Linked DNA regions of Homo sapiens: region 1 is linked to region 2. Evidence: chromatin loops called from intact Hi-C (ENCODE). Cell type or tissue: PC-3. All regions are shown on one strand. Links, peaks and the distances in the headings refer to the core of each region. The heading gives the core; the rest is flanking DNA. Region 1 has its middle 140 kb from the start of FBXL17. Region 2 overlaps LOC105379117 (a long non-coding RNA gene).

What was found. A loop is a pair of places that touch in the nucleus more often than their neighbours do. Peaks named below come from ENCODE experiments on the same cell type or tissue, not always from the same donor. Only the 100,000 strongest peaks of a DNase experiment are listed, where the experiment ranks them.
Region 1: a loop joins it to region 2, with 4 times the contacts of the local background. A loop is called at or near these places in 6 of 110 quality-filtered maps.

What each region holds. Positions count from the first base shown.
Region 1 is chr5:108,519,774-108,525,158 of GRCh38, forward strand. No RefSeq gene overlaps it. Among named protein-coding and RNA genes, the nearest start is that of FBXL17, 140 kb to the left of the region's middle. In PC-3, for the core only: CTCF peaks have their summits at 2,265 (motif pointing right) and 2,466; a DNase peak (open chromatin) is centred at 2,258.
Region 2 is chr5:109,452,962-109,458,346 of GRCh38, forward strand. It overlaps LOC105379117 (a long non-coding RNA gene), which reads left to right. Exons shown (of 8, transcript XR_001742838.2): 2 at 2,715-2,958. Among named protein-coding and RNA genes, the nearest start is that of PJA2, 46 kb to the left of the region's middle. In PC-3, for the core only: no CTCF peak of the experiment used is centred there; a DNase peak (open chromatin) is centred at 2,950; H3K27ac peaks cover 795 bases.

The DNA of each region.
Region 1 (5,385 bases), core at 305-5,304, 930 kb before region 2:
CAGAAGACTCGGCAACTCTGCTCTTTCCAACTTCTTCTGCCTGCTTTATTCTAGACACACTGGCAGCTGATTAGATGGTGCCCACCCAGACTGAGAGTAGGTCTGCCTTTGCCAGTCCACTGACTCAAATGTTAATCTCTTTTGGCAACACCCTCACAGACACACCTAGGAACAATACTTTGCATCCTTCCATCCAATCAAGTCGACACTCAATGTTAACCATCACAGAGTCCAAGATAGCATATACTCACGTGGGCCTGGCTATAGGCAGGACAAGACTAACATGGGACCCCATGTGTTGGGGAGGTCACTAAGGGGCCTCCTGGAGGGCTCCTGAGCCAAGGAGCTGAGCCTTCAATTGCAGTGAGTGTGGCTTACCAGGATTGCAGAAAGAAAGCTCCTTATGCTATGGGATTTACCTTTTGTAGCAGTGAAAGGTAAGTTTAGAGAGGGAGAGTAGGAGATTACAGAGGAGAATTATGGGCTTGGATTCAAACCTAGATCTTTTGGGAAATGCCTCTCATTTTGTGCCTTTATTGTAGTAGTCTCCATAGTAGGGTACATGTATGCAAGGATTTGCATAAGATAACTCATTGGGATGTAGAAAGAAAGTAATAAAACTTTTATTTATATTTATTCTGTATTGTATCCTTTAAACAGTTCTGTTTTAATTTTTTGGATTGTGTGTAACAAATTGGGCTACATGGATATAATTTTAAAGAAATATAAATATTTTGGGGATACGGTATCCAATTTTATTTTCTGATAGAAGTGAATGGTCAGGTCAGGTGTGATGGCTCACATCTGTAATCCCAGCACTTTGAAAGGCCGAGGCGGGAGGATTGCTTGAGCCCAGGAGTTTGAGACCAGCCGGGGCAACACAGGGAGACCCCATCTCTACAAAATAAAAAAATTAGCGGGCATGGCTGCTCATGCTGGTGGCCCCAGCTAATTGGGAGGCTGAGATGGGAGAATCATTTGAGCCCAGGAGTTTAAGGCTGCAGTGAGCCATGATCACCCCACTGTACTCTAGCCTGAGTGACAGAGCAAGACCCTATCTCCAAAAAAAAAAAAAAAAAAAAAAAGTGCCTGGGACTATGTTAAGTTTTTTTACGTAACGATGTTATTTCATTTAACCCACACAATCTATGCAGTAAATAGTGTAGAGGCAAAAGGAAATTTTCTCCCTCTGCTTCTGAAGGTTTGATAATTTCTGTCTATAAAACAACTGACAATAGACAGATTAACAGGAGACAGGGCATACAAATTTATTAATGTGCACATGTGCATGGGAGCCACACAAAATATGAGACTCAACGAAGGGTCACATGACTGAAGTTTTTACACTGTACAGAGAGAAATAGAGCCTTGGAGCTCCTGGGTGAAGTGGCCGCAGGTTACAGGGGTTATGGGGAGATGAGGGGAGGAAATACCAAGGTTATCTGTTATACGGATGCATTTCCTTGGGGAGCAGCCCTCAGGCTGGCTGGAGTAAAAGTTTCTGTATCTGAACTTTTAAAGTGCCAGACCTTTACAGTCTTTTTCCTGTGCGTTTTCTTTTCTAAAACCAGATAAGGCAGATAAGGGAGCCTCAGAGAAAGGATGTTTGCATCTGCTGTTTACTTCATGAGTGCAGATTTCCTCTACAGATGCAAATCTCCCTCACAAAAGGACAGCTTTCAGATCTATTCCTGTGTCTGCAGTCCCTCTGAACAGCCATCTCGAAATATGCCAAAGAAGTGTATTTTGGGGTGGCCTATTTTGGTTTCCCACAGTAGTGTATGTGATCTCATTTTACGGAATTGAAACTCAGACAGGTATAGTAACATGTCCAAGGTCACTCAGACAGTAAATGGCAGAATCAAGTTCGAAGCCTGAACTGCCAGCTCCAGAGCCTATAAACTACATTTTCATTCTTTTGGTCTAACAAAGTCCTAATTGTCAGATCTTGCTTGATATAAGTAGTGTGGACTTTTTTCCCTGTCATTTATGAAGCACAGATGAATGGTTTTCATAATAATAGTTTATGTCATAATAATAGTTTATTCCAAGAAATCATGCAGCAGGAATCTTTCAGAATTCTTAAAAGTATTTTTAATAGCTTTGCGTGATGTACCAACACTAGAGTAAAATCAATAAATACTTCTGTTGATTTGTCCACTTGTCCTCTAGATCCTTAAGACATTTTGTATGGGGTTAAGATACTCCTTTTCCAGAAGAGAGGCTTTATGTATATGTGCCATACCGTTAGTAGCCAGGAGAGGTCACCATTTATAAAGACTTAAAGGCATGTGGCCCTACCTCTCTTGTAATTATACTTGAAGATAGGGCTATATGGCACAGAAAACTGGGAATGGAAAAGCCAAAGGTCAAATTCCATTGCGCAGAATCCTTTATGGGGCACAGCAATTCGTTTCCCTACTTCTCTGGACTGCTCAAGACAACATTCTCTGAAACTAGTAAAGTCTGGGAGTGGTGGAGGCCACCTGAAGAGTGATGTGACACACTCATTATTGTGGGGGTGTATAGGTATAAGGCACACATCAGTCTCCACCACTTTGCATATACATGCAGTTGGGAGTTCCTGAACACTGTAGTACCTAGGCAAAGTGCTTGGTTCCAAGCCAGTCAGAACAGTCTAGTAATGATCAAACTATAGAGCCTATTGACCTGAAGACTATAAGACAAAACCTCTTCAATAATGGAACAATTAGAACCCATGTCCTGGGTCACTCAAAGACTAATATTCCTATAATGAATATGTCTACCTGAATTATCTTCATATTTTCCATCCAAATCTTGCCATAGTTCAATTTGCTTTATTACAAAGTTTTTTCCCCCTGAAGTTCTAATTTATTCTTCTTGATAGAAGAATAATTTACTTTCGTTTTGTTGTTGTTGTTATTGTTTGTTTTTGTTTTTTTGAGACAGAGTCTCGCCCTGTCGCCCAGGCTGGAGTGCAATGACGTGATCTCGGCTCACTGCAACCTCTGCCTCTCAGGTTCAAACAATCTCCTACCTCAGCCTCTCAAGTACCTGGGATTACAGGCGCCCACCACCATGCCCAGCTAATTTTTTTATTTTTAGTAGAGACGGGGTTTCACCATGTTGGCCAGGGTGGTCTCAAACTCATGACCTCATGATCTGCCCGCCTCAGCCTCCCAAAGTGCTGGGATTACAGGTGTGAGCCACTGCGCCTGGCCTACTTTTGTTCTTTTTTTTTTTTTTTTTTAATAATGTCAGAACATCTATTCCCCTTACTTTTGCTATTTGTTGTCTTGGATCCGTTCTGTTTTTCTCAAGGACCACTTCTGATTCTTCCGTTTTCATAGGATTTTTGTTTCATCTGTATAATACCTTTTTTTCCCCTCAATGGTGATGGTTTCCTAATCTGTCTGTGATTTTGTCTGACAGTGTTGATTTCCAAAGAGCTGGCCTGGAGTGCCTTTGCTGTTTTTCTCATTGGTTCTTTAGCATCATCAGGATGGCTGACCAGGAGCTCTACATCCATGGGGAGTGGGGGCAGACAGGGAGCTGGCCATAACGCAGGAGTGGCCTCCAAATGTCAGAATGGTAGTGGCTGCACACATGTACTCTAATAACTCTAATTCTCCTCTGACAGTTGACTAAATTCCTAAGAGAAGAGCCCCCTGATTTTTTGCCTGGGAATGAAATTCTTGGTATCCTAGAGAGAAGAACCTGGGAGAGGAGCTATTCAGAGGCACAAGGTCCATCACCCCCTCACTCTTTTTGGTTCCCCTTTCCATCTGACTTTCTCATAGTACCTGCTTCCCCAAGCTTCTGCAGAATATCAGCATTCTGATTTCACATGCACAGCTCAGAGTTGTCTTGTCTTTGCTTTATTCAATCTGTCAACAGACTTTCTTTCTTTTTCATTTTCTAGAAATGTCTCAGAATCTCTCCTCCACTGATATGATATGGGTTTAATTCTTTACTATCATTTCACTGAGGTCTAGGGAGAGAGAAGAGATAAGCATTAGTTCTAAATTTGCTATTTGAACCAGAAATCACAATTTGTATCTTGAAGTATAAAAATGTAGTACTTTTCTACGGAATATAGAATGTAGAACTATCTGAATAAGAGATTTTGAGTATTTCACTAGTCTTCAATGTCCTTTAGATTGGGAAGCTTTGGCCTGAGGTAGTTTCTTGCACTGAATTGAAGCCGAGAAATGATATTGCATACCTTCACTGACCTAGTTTTTTTGGTGAAGTTTTACATATGGTATTTAAACTAATGTCTCCTATAAAATGTAAAATACTGACCAAGCGCACAATTGTAAAACACTTGTCAGACCCAGTCTCAGATACAATGGAAAACTTCATAAGAGGCAAAAAAATAGAAGAAAATGAAGAGGGTAATGAACTCATGAGTCAGCCAGAAGAACTTCCTCTATCAGAAAAATGAACACCACGTCTTCCATAAACATTTAATTTCCATTTGAACGTCGCTACTGAGTTTACTATAATTACCTCTTTAGGGAAATGGTTCCACTTTATGACTGTAATTAGCTCCAGGAATATTTTTCCAATTTTCAGTTTGAGTTTGCCCTCTGCTCTTGCCTTACTATTCTTCAGACCTCTTCAATCTAAAGTCTGTTTTCCTCTCAAGTTAGATTTTTTTTTTAGAGTTTTTCTACTTGAAATGTTGTTTCTTTAAATAAATCAGATCTCTTGACCTCTTTCTGTAGTTTCCCTCTCATATCAATAGCTTATCTTTGTTTGTTTCTAGAGTTTAAAGTTCCTCTTAATATTTTATCTCCCAAACTCATTTTTCTTATAATGTATAAGTGAATCTTTTATCCAACTACAAAATAGCACCATCAGAAACCTCTTGCCTTACTTTTCAAATCAGATTTGGGTGACTCTTTCTTTAATAATGTTTCACACTGTATTCAGTATGCTTATAAGTATGTCTCTTGGGGTAAGTTCTTAAGGCAATTTTAAGAATCAGGTGATATTCACTTCCTTATTTGAACTCTCTTTGTCCTGTTTAACCCATAAATTCTGCAAGTGTTAAATTATCAACCAACAAGACTCACAGCTATTCATGCAGACTTTAAGCCCAATAAGTCATCCATCCATCCATCCATCCATCCATCCATCCATCCATCCATTCAACAACAATTTTATTCCAGACACTATGCTACCCACTTGGAAGCAGTAGTGAATTAAAAGTAATGAATTAACAGCCCTTGTTCTCATGGAGCTAGACATCTAGTTTCAACCATGGTAATTCCAACTGTGGTAATGCTATGAAGGAAATGCATGGATAGGATTAACTCTAATGGGACTAGAGGGGTTTAGGAAAGCTTGCTTGAGATTAGAGATGAAATATACAAATCTATTTATTTGTGTGCATGT
Region 2 (5,385 bases), core at 328-5,327:
AAACTCATGGAAATATTAACAGATTGCTGGACTTGCAGTTGATTTTTATTATTTCTATTTTTTGTTTATCTGAATTTACTAAGATTGACTTTGTCTAGAGAAAATCAAAACATATTTTTTGTAGTTGTTGTTAAATTCGACCTTTCTGTGAGATGACTTCCGTGTACTTAACTCCTTATCTCATTACCTTAAAATAATATGTTGATAAACCTTTGACTGATGCTGTATCAAATTCTTTTTTTACATTGTATGTAAACTGAGAGACAGTGATGTTGGGGAAGCTGTGACTTTAGCCTGTATTTATTGACATGCTGATGCTCAGATATTTGAAGTCTGAACTGAACTTAAAACTCTTGGTTCTTGCCTTTTGTTCTGTTGAATAGAAACCCCAAAGTTGCTTCATAGGATTTAAAGTAGCCAGAGAATATTTTTCCCTTTTAAAAACATGACCTATGCACACAGTGGCTTTTAGATACAAACAGATCATCCATTTGATATAGAGACCTCATCTCCTCTCATCTTAACTCTGATTCATCAGTGGCCCTTGCAGTCTCACTGAGATAGACATTCAGGCATAGTTTGTTGGATTTGTTCTGGTTCAGTGGTGGACAAAATTAGCCCATATACAGATAGCATCCTCCCACATTTAAATGAAAAGAAGAAAGTCATTGTCAGGCCTTTATTAGCCCCACTAAAATTTTGCCTCTCTGATTAAAAAGTTCAGTTTTTAAAAACTCACTGAAAAACATTGAGAGACTCAAACTTCATTTTGTTCTCCCCTCCAGTAAGTTACATCAGGATTCAAAATATTAAAGACAGCTATGATTAGAAAAACCATAGTGTGTTGGCCTTGTAAGCGGGCTTAGAGATTGTAGGCATGCATTGGTGGTAAGGAAGCAGAGCCTGCAAGTGTTGTAACTTACAAAGGTTACACAGAACAAAATGGGGTAACCAGACAAGAATTCAGATCTCACTTTAGGACAACTCTTTTCTAATTATACCACGCCACTTCTTGTTATGAGAACACTTTCCTGAAAATTTCCAAATTGGCTTGAGACCTCTGACATTTCCATATCATTTTTTCTTCTCATTGAAGATCATTAGGTCAAAACCATTGTTCTTCAGGAAAGTATGCCATGGTCACCATGCCCTTTTCTGAAAGAGAGGCTACATGTTTATAGTGAGAATATGTGGGTAATATCTGTAAATCTCCTGCAATGAAGCTATAATTGTATTTCTCATTGAGGTCATAGTTCTGCCCTGGGGAAAGGATAAAAAGAATCAGAATTTACCCTTTTTAATGTGGGGGTTCCCCACATTGACTTGGATGTAAAACTTTGGAAAAAAGCTTTTGTCATCTATTCCCCAACTGCCAACTGAGAGACCTTGGTACCGGAGCTCAGGACAGATGGATGAAGAGTCCTACCTTTAGGCAGAGAACTGGAGGCAATTTAGCTATTGTTTATCATTTGCACCACACAGAGAATTAAGGGAATATGAAATGCTTTATCTATTGGTATTCTGCTATTGCCATCTCATTGCGATAAAAAGAAATATAAGTATGGTATCACCCCAAACAAGAGGTAGGTCCAAGTTTAGAAGATTCCTACACCTGTATGATAGCATCTGTGATTTAAAAGTAATTTTATTTTACCTGATTCTCTTACCAGTTCTGTGATGTTAGCACAGTGGAAGATAATGGAATCCAGGGAAATGAAGTGACAGGACAATGACCACAGTCTGTTCCTGCAGTAGGAACCAGTTCCTCGGGTTTCTTCCTAGTCCTTTTTAGATATAGCTAAGGGAATCTTACAGACATGGAAACAATCAATTTAGATTATAAAGGTTTATCAACAAAAAGTATTCTGCTAAAGGCAAAAATCCTGTGATCTAGGTAGTCAGAACGCTGTCCTCACAGGGGCAGAAATGTTCTTCAGCTAAAGTATGTTCAGAATGGCTTCTTTTCCTTCTGGCTTTTGAACAAGAATTTGCAACTTTGGAAGACTATTCTCTCAGCGGAGAGAATGGCAAGTCTAAGAAAAAAAATGTTTATTTAAAAAATGGTATCCAAAAAGAAAGCTAATGCTTTTCATACTACTTAATATGTCATTGTTGTGTTACATTAGAAAGCAACAGGGTTTTGATGTGCCCTTATTATGGTTTACAGACTTAAAAAGCAGAAAAAAAAAAAAGGAAACAAAGGTCTCCCACCCATGTGGCAAAGTGTGCTTTGAAGTTCTGCTGCAATATGTTTTATAGATCTTGAGACAGGTTCACAAATTGCCAATCTGCAAAGCTGTCTGGATGACCTTTCCACACATAGAGGTGACCTAAGCAGAGTAGTATGCTGGCAATGACCAGGAGGCTGAGAAACTAGTTTCCTCGTAGAGCATGTGTTCATTTACGATTTTATTCACATTTTGCTTTGCACGCAGACTCAGTTCTTTTAGTTTAGTTTCCTTTCATTCAGTTTCCACAATTTGTATGGTTGACTTAGCGAAATAATTACTTTTGGTAAAAAATATTCCTTGAACATTATTCATTATTTGGTTCATCATTTGCAACAAATATCTTTTAGGTTAGACATTGAGCTGGTAACTCCATTTGTGGTCTTGCCCCTCTTTTATCCATTTAGCTTTTCTATATGCTGTTTCCTCCATTTAGAAATCCCCTTACTGTTGCTCTTTTCTAACAGTCTCCTCCTTATTCTGCAGACTCATCTTTTCTGAAAAGACTTTCTTCATCCACAAATGGCTTTGATGCTAATACCTTTATTTATGCCTGATGGGAATAGATGAGATCACTCAGGAAGAATATGTCATGTGAAAACAGAAGAACTGGTTTGTACCGGACACAGAGGAAACAGTGCCTGCCAGGGAGAAGGGAGAGGAGTGCTAGAGAGGGAGGAGAAAGCCAGGAGAAAGGCCAAGGGGTAACTGTTTCTACATGCAGAGCGTGGTAAGTGCCAGTCACTGCTACAGAGAAGACAAGCAAACTGAGAAATGGAATGCGTCATTGGTCTGTACTTGTATCTGCTCATTTTCATACAGAATAACACCAGAATGACTCATAAGAATCTAACAGTGGTTACTTATAGAGGTGACTGGCCCTGAGCAGCTAAGGATCATGTACAGAAGGTAGACTTTTATATTTTGCATACCTTCTAAAGTTTCTGAGTTTTGAACTACGTGAATGAATTACGTATTAAATACACTAAATCAAAATTATTTAGACTCACACCTGTAATCTAGCACTTTAGGAGGCTGAGATAGGGGGAGGCACTTGAGACTAGTAATTCAAGACCAGCCTGGACAAACATAGTGAGAACGCACACCTAAATATTTTTTTAATAAAAATAAATGAAAGAAAAAATTTAGACTAACTATAATACTCTAATATTCATATCAAATTAGCAAGATATACAAACTTCCAAAATTTTTATATAAAATTAAAATTGGGTTTAATGGGTCAAATGATCTAAATCAACATTTTGATGAAATTCATGTAATAAATCCTTGGCAAAAATCATTATTGCATTTGTTAATTATACTGTATTGGAACACAGAAAATCTTTTCCAATCTATTTGGATTGAGAAACATTTTATTTGTATTTTAGTGTTTAATCATTTCTGGCTCTCAGTCAAGCAAACAAAATATTCTGAAATGCTATAATGCATTTTCTCAATGCTACAAAGCTTCTGCAATCTTTTCTTACTTTACTTTTCTTTCTTTTTTTTTTCTTAAGGTAGGTGAAATGCAACAGAAATACAAGATTTATATGTACCTAAGGAGGGATAAAATCTTTATGTCCATCACATACTTTATCTAATAAAGTAAGAATGTTAAAAAGACAGTTTTCCATTTGGGGAAATGAGGTAATGAAAATGATAGAATTCTGATTTCAAAGGATTATTTGTTGAAGTGTTAGTTTCCAAACAATCCAAACAGGTAAACCAAGGATTTTTTTTCTGGCTTTACATATGATATACTCTATTATTATAAATCTTATTATTATACACTTTTTAAAATGTATTGGTTACATACAGTAAGTTTTGTGTCTTAAAACAAAAATATTTCTATCCCATTTGCTGCCATCTCTATCTCTTTCTGTATTAAAGCACCCTTGTGAGAAAAGCTTGGTCTCTAGCAGTCTTGGGAGGACATCCAACCTGTCAGATCCTCCTTTCTGGGTTTATTTATAGCTAAATAAGAGATATATATATATATAACCAATTTTACCTGAATAGTATGAAATAAATTCCATTTTAATTTTATTGTTTAATAAAAAGCCAGGAGAGGGTAGAGCCAAGATGGCCAAATAGGAACAGCTCCAGTCTACAGCTCCCACGTGAGTGACACAGAAGATGGGTGATTTCTGCATTTCCAACCGAGGTACTGGGCTCATCTCACTGGGGAGTGTTGGAAAGTGGGTGCAAGACAGTGGGTGCAGTGCCTCCAGCGTGAGCCGAAGCAGGGCGAGACATCGCCTCACCGGGGAAGTGCAAGGGGCCAAGGAATTTCCTTTCCTAGTCAAAGAAAGGGGTGACAGATAGCACCTGGAAAATCGGGTCACTCCCACCCTAATACGGCTCTTTTCCAATGGTGTTAGCAAATGGCACACCAGGAGATTATATCCTGTGTCTGGCTCAGAGGGTCCTACGCCCACAGAACCTCACTCATTGCTAGCACAGCAGTCTGAGATCAAACAGCAAGGTGGCAGCGAGGCTGGGGGAGGGGTGCCCACCATTGCGGAGGCTTGAGTAGGAAAACAAAGGGGCCAGGAAGCTCGAATTCGGTGGAGCCCACCGCAGCTCAAGGAGGCCTGCCTGCCTCTGTAGACTCCACCTCTGGGGGCAGGGAATTGCCAAACAAAAGGAAGCAGAATCCTCTGCAGACTTAAATGTCCCTGTCAGACAACTTTGAAGAGAGTAGTGGTTCTCCCAGCACGCAGCTGGAGATCTCAGAACTGACAGACTGCCTCCTCAAGTGGGTCCCTGACCCCAAAATAGCCTAACTGGGAGGCACCCCCTAGTAGGGGCAGACTGACACCTCACACGGCCGGGTACCCCCCTGAGACAAAACTTCCAGAGGAACGATCAGGCAGCAACATTTGGTGCTCACCAGTATCCGCTGTTCTGCAGCCTCCGCTGCTGATACCCAGGCAAACAGGGTCTGGAGTGGTCCTCCAGCAAACTCCAACAGACCTGCAGCTGAGGGTCCTGACTGTTAGAAGGAAAACTAACAAACAGAAAGGACATCCACACCAAAACCCCATCTGTACATCACCGTCATCAAAGACCAAAGGTAGATAAAACCACAAAGATGGGGAAAAAACAGAGCAGAAAAACTGGAAACTCTAAAAATCAGAGCACCTATCCTTCTCCA